Regions from separate parts of the Homo sapiens genome. Here region 2 is linked to region 1. A link is a loop called in an ENCODE intact Hi-C map of the cell type or tissue named here. Cell type or tissue: OCI-LY7. All regions are shown on one strand. Region 1 has its middle 27 kb from the start of PTP4A1. Region 2 overlaps PHF3 (PHD finger protein 3).

Region 1 (5,000 bases):
AGTGCACTATAAAGATAATTAAACTGTAGTATAAAATAAACTATACTGAGACTGGGTGCTGTGGCTCATGCCTGTAATCCCAACAATTTGGGAGGTCAAGGCAGGCAGATCACTTGAGGTCAGGAGTTCGAGACCAGCCTGGCCAACATGATAAAACCCCATCTCTACTAAAAATACAAAAATTAGCTGAGCATGGTGATGTGCAACTGTAATCCCAGCTACTCAGAGAGCTGAGCCTTGAGAATCGCTTGAACACAGGAGGGGGTGGTTGCAGTGAGCTGAGATCCTTGCCACTGCACTCCAGCCTGGGTGACAAAGTGAGACCCTCTCTCACAAAAAAAAAAAAAATTAATTATAATGAAAATACAAAAAAAAAATAATGTTACAATATCATACTGATACTTCCAACTCAAATTCAGAACTACAGGGATTTTTTTAAAGATTTTAATTGTTTTTAATTGACAATTATATATATTTGTGGGGTACAATGTGATGTTTTGATATATCTACGTATTGTAAAATGATTAAATTAAGCTAATTAAATCCATCACCTCACATACTTACCATTTTTTGTGGTATATTTAAAATTTGCCCTGTTAGCAATTTTGAAAGATACATTATTAACTATAGTCACCATGCTGTGCGATATATCTCAAAAACATGTTTTCTAACTGAAACTTTGTACCCTTTGACCATCTCTCCATGTTCCCACCCCCATAATTAATTATATTAATCATGCAATTAATTATATAATTAATTATATTAATCATGCAATTAATTATATAATTAATTATATTAATCATGCAATTAATTATATAAGTAATTAAATAAGGCTAATTCATTAGGTGCCCCACAAAGGAATAGTTATTTCTTGAGCTCTGTGCCACGTGGTTTAGTAGCTCATTCAGAATGGCTTTACTTCCAGTAACTAAGGAATAGAGAATAGCTGTTGTATTATTATTCCTAGATTTAGTCAAATAACTTGTTTAAACTCTGGTAACTCTTAGTGATGTTAGATGATGAAAATCAAGTGGGAAATTTAGTCATATTTCCATCTATTCCATCGGTCATGCTTGAATGAGATAATTTGGATGAATAAATCTTGATTGCCAATCCCTCAGCATTTCTACCTTCTTCCTTATACAGAACACTGATTTGCTCAGGCACTGTGAAATATTAAGAGAATGAATCATGTTTGATCCAAGCAGTGGTTCTCAACCCTGGCTGCACATTATAATCTCTGCGAAAGCATTTTACAAATATTGAGCCACAGCACCACCCCAAAACAATTCGATCAGAATCGTTGCAAGTTGGGTGCGGGTGCAAATACGTTTTAAAATGTTCCCTGTTGTGCAGCCAAGGACAGGACCACAAGTCTGAGCCAATCATGGCAATTTAGCTCCTTTATCAGTGACCAGGGGAAGATGCCTGATCTGACCTAGGAGACTTAGAGGGGAATTCTGTTAGAGGCTTCTGGTAAAAACAACATTCTTTCCTGAAACAAGAGAAGATTGTATGGAGAAAGACTTGTAAGTACCCGTGCGCTTGCTTGCTGCTTGGAGCAACGTCAGGTGAGTAGGGAACGCTCGGTTGTGGTGGCCATTTGCAACTATCAGGGAAGACACCTGAAGCAATAAAGACAGCCGAGCACGAAGATCGAAGAGTTCCAAGAGACACTGTAATGATAATGAGAATAACTAATTTACTATAGGAATTAGGACTTACACGAATATGAAAAGAGTTGCAAAAGTGAAGGTCTGGAAGGGAGAGTCAGAGAATCAGAGAAATAGGCTGAAGAGTCCACTGAAGCACTGATGTGAGTAACAAACTGCAGCTGGCCGAGAAATCCAGGAAATCAAGCGTGACCAGTTGCCAAAGTGGGACTGCAAAGAGCGTATTCATGGAGGGTCTCGAAATTGCCATCTCTGGGGAAAGGTTCGTCTTTGTGTAGCTATCGCCTACACCCTGGGTCAGGGGCTGTTATTGATCAGCCGAACCAGCAGGTGGCAAGAGAGGCAAGACACAGAATGGAGAACAGCAGGACAAGCTGGGACTCGCAGCATCTGTCTCTACCTGTCGCCCGGTTTCACAGCAATGACCTTTTGAGCACAGTCGCTTCAGTTTCATTCACTTTTCAAATCTCATACACATTCCTCTTTTGTTCAATTCTAACCTAGAACCATATAGGGAAGAGGATTCTGGGAAATGTAGTTCCCATCCTTAGCCAAGAAATGGGATAAACAAGCAAGTTATAATCCTTATGGAAAGTCTAAATTTCGTGGTTAAAAATCATCAATAAAGTCAAGTTTGAGATAATACCAGCTGAGTACTTCTCAGAACCTTGCCGTCTCCATTATTTATAAATGCAAATCAATTTCTTTACATTTGTAGGCCCATGCTTCTTTTTAAGTTCTGGTACTTCCCTCTTACAGAGATAAATTGGTAATAAGCACACACTATCGACAAAGAGTAAAGGTTAGGGACAAAAATTCAAAGGCTAAGAAGGATTTAAAAAATTAAAATTTGAAGAAGCAGATTGATGTTAAAAATAAAGATTGATGGGAATTAAAACATTCAATAGATAGGAAAAACAGACTGAAGTAGGAATTAAAAACAGGAAACTTCTACTTTTAAATGTGTTGAGGTTAAAAAGTAGAGAGAAGCAAACCAAAAAACGGGGAAAGAGAGAAAAAAGCGGGGAGAGACGGTACAAGGGAGAAAGACTGCAATACGTTTGAGTTCCTGGTTCCAGATACCTTTGATGCTAACTGTACTGCTGATCTTAATAGGGTTTTTTGGTTTTATTTGGTTTGGTTTTTGAGACAGTGTCTCACTCTGTTGCCCAGGCTGGAGTACAATGGTGACATCTCGGCTCACTGCCACCTCCGCCTCCCGGGTTCAAGCAATTATCCTGTCTCAGCCTCCTGAGTAGCTGGGATTACAGGCACATGCCACAACGCTCAGCTAATTTTTGTATTTTTAGTAGAGACAGGGTTTCACCATGTTGGTCAAGCTAGTCTTGAACTCCCGACCTCTGGTGATCTGCCCTCCTCGGCCTCCCAAAGTGCTGGGATTACAGGCGTGAGCCACCGTGCTCAGCCAGGGTTTGTTTAAATGAGCCAACAAATCCCCATTTTTTGCCCAAACTAGTTCCCTAAACTGGGGTTTTTTGATTTACAAACAAGAGTAATAATGGATTTTATTAGACAAATACTCTTGGAAATTTACCCAGTTATTTATTGCACTAATTTTAGTTAAATGAATGTTTTAATTTTTTTTTTAACGTTTGATTTGGTTATTTTCCAATTGATTTTTAATCCTTCCTCCTTGGAAATCCTGCTTTCTATTCTTCCTTTAAAGGTAGTAATTCCAAGATTTGAAGAATGATAATAATACTATATAGAAGTAATTCCTAGGACTATATGATATGCAATACCTCAAAACTAATCACACTTGTTCTTCAACTATACAGTGGATAAAAAATTCAGAGACGTAGTCTAGTATTTTGAAGACAGCACATTATCATTTATGCCAAGAAGAAAACGTCATGACTCAAAAAGTGAAACTAGTAAAGCTTTTAGGCAAAGCTCTAAGGGGAAGAGTATTCTGTACTGCCTTACAAAGTAAGTATACTTCCTGTTTGTGGGAAGAACAATGAAGAGAATACAAGGGCGTCCAATGTTGGTTCACTTTATGAAAACCCAACATTTTTAAAAATTGTGTTATTATTATTGCTATCATTTTGAGACGGAGTCTCACTCTGTCGAGCTCTGTCGCCCAGGCTGGAGTGCAGTGGTATGATCTTGGCTCATTGCAACCTCCGCCTCCTGGGTTCAAGCGATTCTCCTGCCTCAGCCTCCAGAGTAGCTGGGACTACAGGCACCCACCACCATGCCCAGCTAATTTTTGTATTTTTAGTAGAGACGGGGGTTTCACCATGTTGCCCAGGATGGTCTCGATCTCTTGACCTCGTGATCCGCCTGCCTCGGCCTCCCAAAGTGCTGGGATTACAGGCATGAGCCACCATGCCTGGCCTTTTTTTTTTTTTTTTTTTGTAACACAGAGTCTCACTCTGTCTGTCAGGCTGGAGTGCAGTGGCGTGACCTCGGCTCACCGAAACCTCCACCTCCCGGGTTGAAGCGATTCTCCTGCCTCAGCCTCCTGAGTAGCTGGGATTACAGGCACCGCTACCACACCTGGCTAATTTTTTTTTGTAATTTTAGTAGAGGCGGAATTTCACCATGTTGGCCAGGTGAAAACCCAGGGTAAGAATGCTCAGCTGCTGCAGAATAGTCATCTGTTCAACTAACGTTAATTGTTCCCTCTTGAGGTACAAAACACTACCAGAGACCAGACCCAAGGGACTATGTATGTGGAAAGAAGAAACTGGAAGCTTCCAATTGGTACTAACAAAATTTCAGAATCTGGAGGCTAGCAACTGATCCCAAACTCTTTTTTGTTTGTTTTTCATTGGAGAGTGAGAGTGAAAGAGGACAAGTCAGAGAAGGAGAAGCAATTTTTTTTTTTTTTCCTTAAGACAGGATCTATCTCTGTCACCCAGGCTGAAGTGCAGTGGTGAGATCATAGCTCACTGCAGTCTCCATCTCCTGGGCCCAAGCAATCCTCCTGGCTCAGCCTCCTGGGTAGATGGGACTACAGGCACACACCACCACACCCAGCTAATTTTTTATTTTTTGTAGAGATGGGGTCTCACTATGTTGCCCAGGCTGGTCTCAAACTCCTGGGCTCAAGTGTTCCTCCCTCCTCAGCCTCCCAGAGTGCTGGGATTACAGGTGTGAGCTGCCTTGCATGGCCTGTTTTATAGTTTTAAAAAAATTGATACATAATAATTGTACATATTTATAGGGTCCATGTGATATTTTGATGCATGCATATAATGTATAATGATCAAATCAGGGTAATCAGGATATCCATCACCTCAAACATTTATCATTTCTTTATGTTGAGAACATTTCAAATCTTCTTGTGCAGCTATTTTG
Region 2 (5,000 bases), 90 kb after region 1:
AGTGTTCATATTGCTGTTGGAACTTCTTTCAATGCTGATATGATAAAAGAACATTATAATTTGTATATTATATTCTTCTTATCCTTATTCATGAAAGTGTGCTAGAGTGATTTTTCCCAGCACTATCTTAGTACATAAAAATGAAGCTCTTTAGGGAGGGACAATTTAGTAAAGTGTGTTGTAACATATTATTTTGGTGGTGTTAGGGTGATTGGGGAGATCGGAAAGGAGATGTTGGGGCTATTGTGTAAAATAAGTTTTATGTCAAAGTATTTCTTCATTTGTGATCCAGCCCGTGGCCTATTTTTAGCGTCAAGGGTTAGTTTATAACAATATATTCCAGTTTTTAAAAGTTGTCACTTGTTTGAATACAGTGCTACATTCACTGTCACTTACATGCTCTTAATTATATGGTTTTTTTATTTAAAACACCTTACTCAGCCAGGCGCAGTCGCATGCCTGTAATCCCAGCACTTTGGGAGGCTGAGGTGGGCGGTAGGCAGATCACTTGAGGTCAGGAGTTCGAGACCAGCCTGGCCAACATGGTGAAACCCCGTCTCTACTAAAAATACAAAAGTTAGCTGGGTGTGCTGGTGCATGCATATAATCCCAGCTATGTGGGAGACTGAGGCATGAGAATCACTTGAACCTGAGAAATGGAGGTTGCAGTGAGCCGACATTGAGCCACTGCACTCTAGCTGGTGACGAAGTGAGACTGTCTCCATAAATAAATGAACACATTACTCAAATATTCTGAAGTGGGCCTGCTGTTTTCAGGCAAAAGAGAATTAAGAGTTAGGTGGTGCTTTTAAGTGCTCCTTTAAACCAGCCTTTTTCTCTCTGCCAGAATCTTTAAAAAATTATCATGTGGACAGAGAGATGGAATAGGTGCCTTAAGTAAATGAATTTCTAACATGAAACTTTGGCATAGAGTTGGAAGCCATGTTAGTAAGTTATAATGTAACGTACTAACCTTGTAGATAAAGTTCCAGTCCAGTCTTCAGGAGTTTGCCCAGGCTTTTTAATGATGACTCATGCTTCACCAACATTTAATAATTTTCCTAAATTAAGAGTAGGTGTTAGTCCCTTTGTTGTTGTTTACTTGCTGCCACCTTTTGGATCTACTGTATAGAATCTAGAGTGTTTTTGCTCAAGTCTGTAGAATGACTTAGAATGTCAGGTGCATAGAGATTTTGGGTTTACACTCTGTAATTGATGTGAATAATTTAACATTGGAAACAATTATGGAAGCAGAATTTTCGATTACTTCAATTTTGTGAATTAAAGCCTTCCTGGCTAACACGGTGAAACCCCGTCTCTACTAAAAATACAAAAAATTAGCTGGGCGTGCTGGCGGGCGCCTGTAGTCCCAGCTACTTGGGAGGCTGAGGCAGGGGAATGGCGCGTGAACCCGGGAGGCGGAGCTTGCAGTGAGCCGAGATCATGCTACTCCACTTCAGCCTGGGTGACAGAGCAAGACTCCGTCTCAAAAAAAAAAAAAAAGCCTATGTAATTGTTTTTTTCCCCTCCCCTCCCCCTCCCCTCCCCCCTTCCCCTCCTCCCCCCTCCCCTCCTCCCCCCTCCCCTTCCCCTTCCGTTCCCCTCCTCCCCCTCCCCTTCCCCCTCCCTTCCCCTCCCCTCCTCTTCTCTTGTTTTTAAGACAAAGTCTCACTGTTGCCCAGGGGTGGAGAGCAGTGGTGTGATCTTGGCTGACTGAAACCTCCACCTCCTGAGTTCAAGTGATTCTCCTGCCTCGGCCTCCCAAGTAGCTGGGATTACGGGCAAATGCCACCATGCCCAGCTTATTTTGTATTTTTTGTAGAGATGGGGTTTCACCGTGTTGGCCAGGCTGGTCTCGAACTCCTGAATTCAGGTGATCCGCCCGCCTCAGCCTCCCAAAGTGCTGGGATTACAGGCACAAGCCATGGCGCCCAGCTGATTGTTGTTTTTACATATTAACTAGCCTTCACTACTACTGTGATTCTACTACTTTGATACATTGTGCTTGTATACATTTCGTTTACTCAGAAAATGCACCTGTCATGCAGGTTGCAATTTTCCTATTCTAATCCTTGTGTAAGAATATAAATTTATTAGAAAGGGCATGTTTGGAAATAATTTTGATCCTTCTCTTTGATTTCATGCACTAGATACATTGAAAGCTGTTTGTTAATATGACACATTTTCTAGCATTTGCAACAGCTTTGCCTCTGTAAAGACTATATAAACGCTTTATCATTTTACGTATTGCAGTTGAAGTTAGTTTCCTTGTGTGTGCTCCCAGTTGGAAATTATATTTTGTAATATAGCTGTGTCATGGCTAGATGTGATATTAATCATAAGCAACTTCTATGCATATCCTAAAGACAGTAGACCCTTAAAGAAGCAACATATGCTAGATTTTTATTGCTTCCTTTTATTTTCCTGATTCAAACTTACATCAAAGGTGTATGATTTTAAAGACCAGATTATTTAATCCTCTGATTTTTAAAATTAATGCAACTTTTGAACTTCTTTTAAACGTAAGTCAGTTGGCATTTTGTAAGGAGGAAGTCTTAGTTTTTTCATGTTATTTACCTTGTGGTTTCTGTTTTTCTACTTCTCCAGAAGATGCTTGAGTTTTTAGTTTGCATTACACTTTCTTGGCCCCAATTGTAGAAGACTAGTATATCAGATAATATTTAAAAAACAAACAGACTTAGAAAATGGATTTATAGCTTTCAAACAAGAAAACTTCTGAGAAGAAATTTTCTTCTAGAACAAATGATTCTATTTTTCTCTGCAGATTGTTAGTAACAAAAATGATTTAATGTTTATGTGACGTAGAATTCTCTGATCTTAGAAGAGTGAGTCTTTTCTCTCTCTCAAAAACTCTTAAAACTGCATTTTTTAACCTAAAATATAAACTATTAAGATACATCTGTAGATGGCACTAGAGTTTTGCTTTTTATAGCCTCTCAAGTTTGAATGAGACATTTCCAACTTGAAATGAGGCTTATTGAAAGAATTGCTTGATAAATTTCACGATCATCAAACCACTCTTCCCTGGTTGTGAAATAAAAATGTGAAAATTCCTTAATATGTGCTTTATATTTTGACCTTTAGGTTTGGATTTGGAACAATAGCATTATTTGTACTGTAGGTTTTTAAGTCATGTCTCACTGAAACTATCCCAGACTTGCTTTGAAGAAATCTTAATATACCTTTGATTGTGGAAGTAAAGGGAAATCATTAGCTTTCCTTCAGCATTTCAGAAACATTCATGTTAGACAGTTGCTTTCAAGAAATAGCAGTTAGCCCATTGTTAGGAAAGCTACAATGCTCATTACAAATAATCATTTTTAATATTTTAGCTTTGCAACTCGAAGTGGGAGAACTTTTAAACACCTGCATTTCAAGCTTTATTCCACTTTTGCTAGAATATCTGTATCATTATGGGCCCATCAAAAATCTCAAACCTGTAGGAATTATTTCTGTCTTCTAAACGTGTGTTAACATTGTTCGAAAGTTTTCTTGCTTGTCAACCCCAAATATTCTATATTATTTTTTTAAACCAAATTAATCCCTAGGGAAATGAGGACTTAACCTGCTAAAGCTAGCACAGGTATTACCAGCAAGGATAAAGAATGATAAGTTATAGATGTGATGAAGTCAAGTCTCAAGGCATAGTAGTGGTTTTATACACAATAGGCACATGAGGAAGAAGAAAAGGAAGTGCTGTTATTGAGGAATGAGGTATTTGGCAAGACTTTAAAAACACTGTAAGGATTGGAACTCACTCTTGTAGTTTTTACAGTTTTAACATTAAAACAGTACCTCTGGTATATTTTGAATTGACCATATCACCCAGTGTGTTACCTTCAATATCCTCTCTCTTGGATTACAGCTTTTTGAAAGGAGCTTGGTACTATTGGTGGTGCCACTATTATCAAAATCAGTAGCACGGTCTTTAGATTGTTAAAGTACATACCTAAATCCTTCTAAGTCTTTCAGCTGTATCATAAATTGCTAGCCTGAAGATGAAAAAAGGACAAAGTTAAGGATGGTTGTCTGAAAGCATTGCAGCTTTCCTAACCATGGGTTAAAAAGCAGGTAAATTAAATTGCTGTGTATATATCTCATTTGCTATTATTTTCAAAAGTAGTTATAGATACTCCTTTTAAACTGGAAAGATAGAAGCTTTTTTAGAGTCATACGTTTCACATCCCTGGACTTTTCCTATTGGTTAGTGAAGTTATTACTTAGCTAAAAGACAGTGATGGGAAAACTTTTATAAGGAGATTGGGAATTAAATCCAACCCAAGTACTAATATTTTTATGTTAAGATAGAATAGTGATCTTTATTTGGAAAAAGAAATTTATCTAAAACACATGGTCATTAGTAAGGAAGTCCTTTGAACTTAAAAGTACAGAAAAAGATTCTTTAGCTGAATCAGCGTGACACCATGAACCAGAATATTTTGAGGTTATCTAGGTAAGGTGGCTAATAAACAGTTTGAGAGGCTCCATCATGCTAGTTTTTGAGTTCCATTTTTGTTACTATTGTTGGTTTTTTCTTTTATTTAAAACGATTTGTTGGATAAACAATTCTTCCCAATTTTATATGTGATGTCACGTCTGTGGTGAGGTAGGTAGCTGTAACTTTGATGGATTGTCCGTGATGAAATTATTACCAAGATCTTACCACCCTTCTCAGTGGATAAATTTATTGTTAGTCTATACTTTGTTATTGTTTATAGTATTCAAGACTGACAAAGGCCAGTTGTCTTTTCTTCCTGATGGTTTATTGTCCCCTCCCTCCCCCAGCATTTTCTCATTCATACCAGAGGAGAAATATTTGAGGTCTTAAAGGTATCATTTTAATAGAATATTATTTTCTTTGAAAACTTGCTGTATGTTGAACTTATGGAACGGATAGAGATGGAAAACATGCAAAGTTTCAGAAAATCAGATATTGAAAATTTAATTTAGCCTCATTTTTGACATAGATTTTCTTGTTA

Evidence for each region. Peaks named below come from ENCODE experiments on the same cell type or tissue, not always from the same donor. Only the 100,000 strongest peaks of a DNase experiment are listed, where the experiment ranks them.
Region 2: it touches region 1 in a loop (2.5-fold over the local background); 10 of 110 quality-filtered maps call a loop at or near these places.

The regions. Positions count from the first base shown.
Region 1 is chr6:63,596,747-63,601,746 of GRCh38, forward strand. No RefSeq gene overlaps it. Among named protein-coding and RNA genes, the nearest start is that of PTP4A1, 27 kb to the left of the region's middle. RefSeq lists enhancers at 1,696-1,855, 1,936-1,995. In OCI-LY7, CTCF peaks have their summits at 2,001 (motif pointing right) and 2,201; a DNase peak (open chromatin) is centred at 2,025; H3K4me3 peaks cover 1,350 bases; H3K27ac peaks cover 676 bases.
Region 2 is chr6:63,686,698-63,691,697 of GRCh38, forward strand. The region is part of intron 4 of PHF3 (PHD finger protein 3); the gene reads left to right. Among named protein-coding and RNA genes, the nearest start is that of PHF3, 53 kb to the left of the region's middle. In OCI-LY7, CTCF peaks have their summits at 2,924 and 3,126; no DNase peak of the experiment used is centred here; H3K27ac peaks cover 1,765 bases.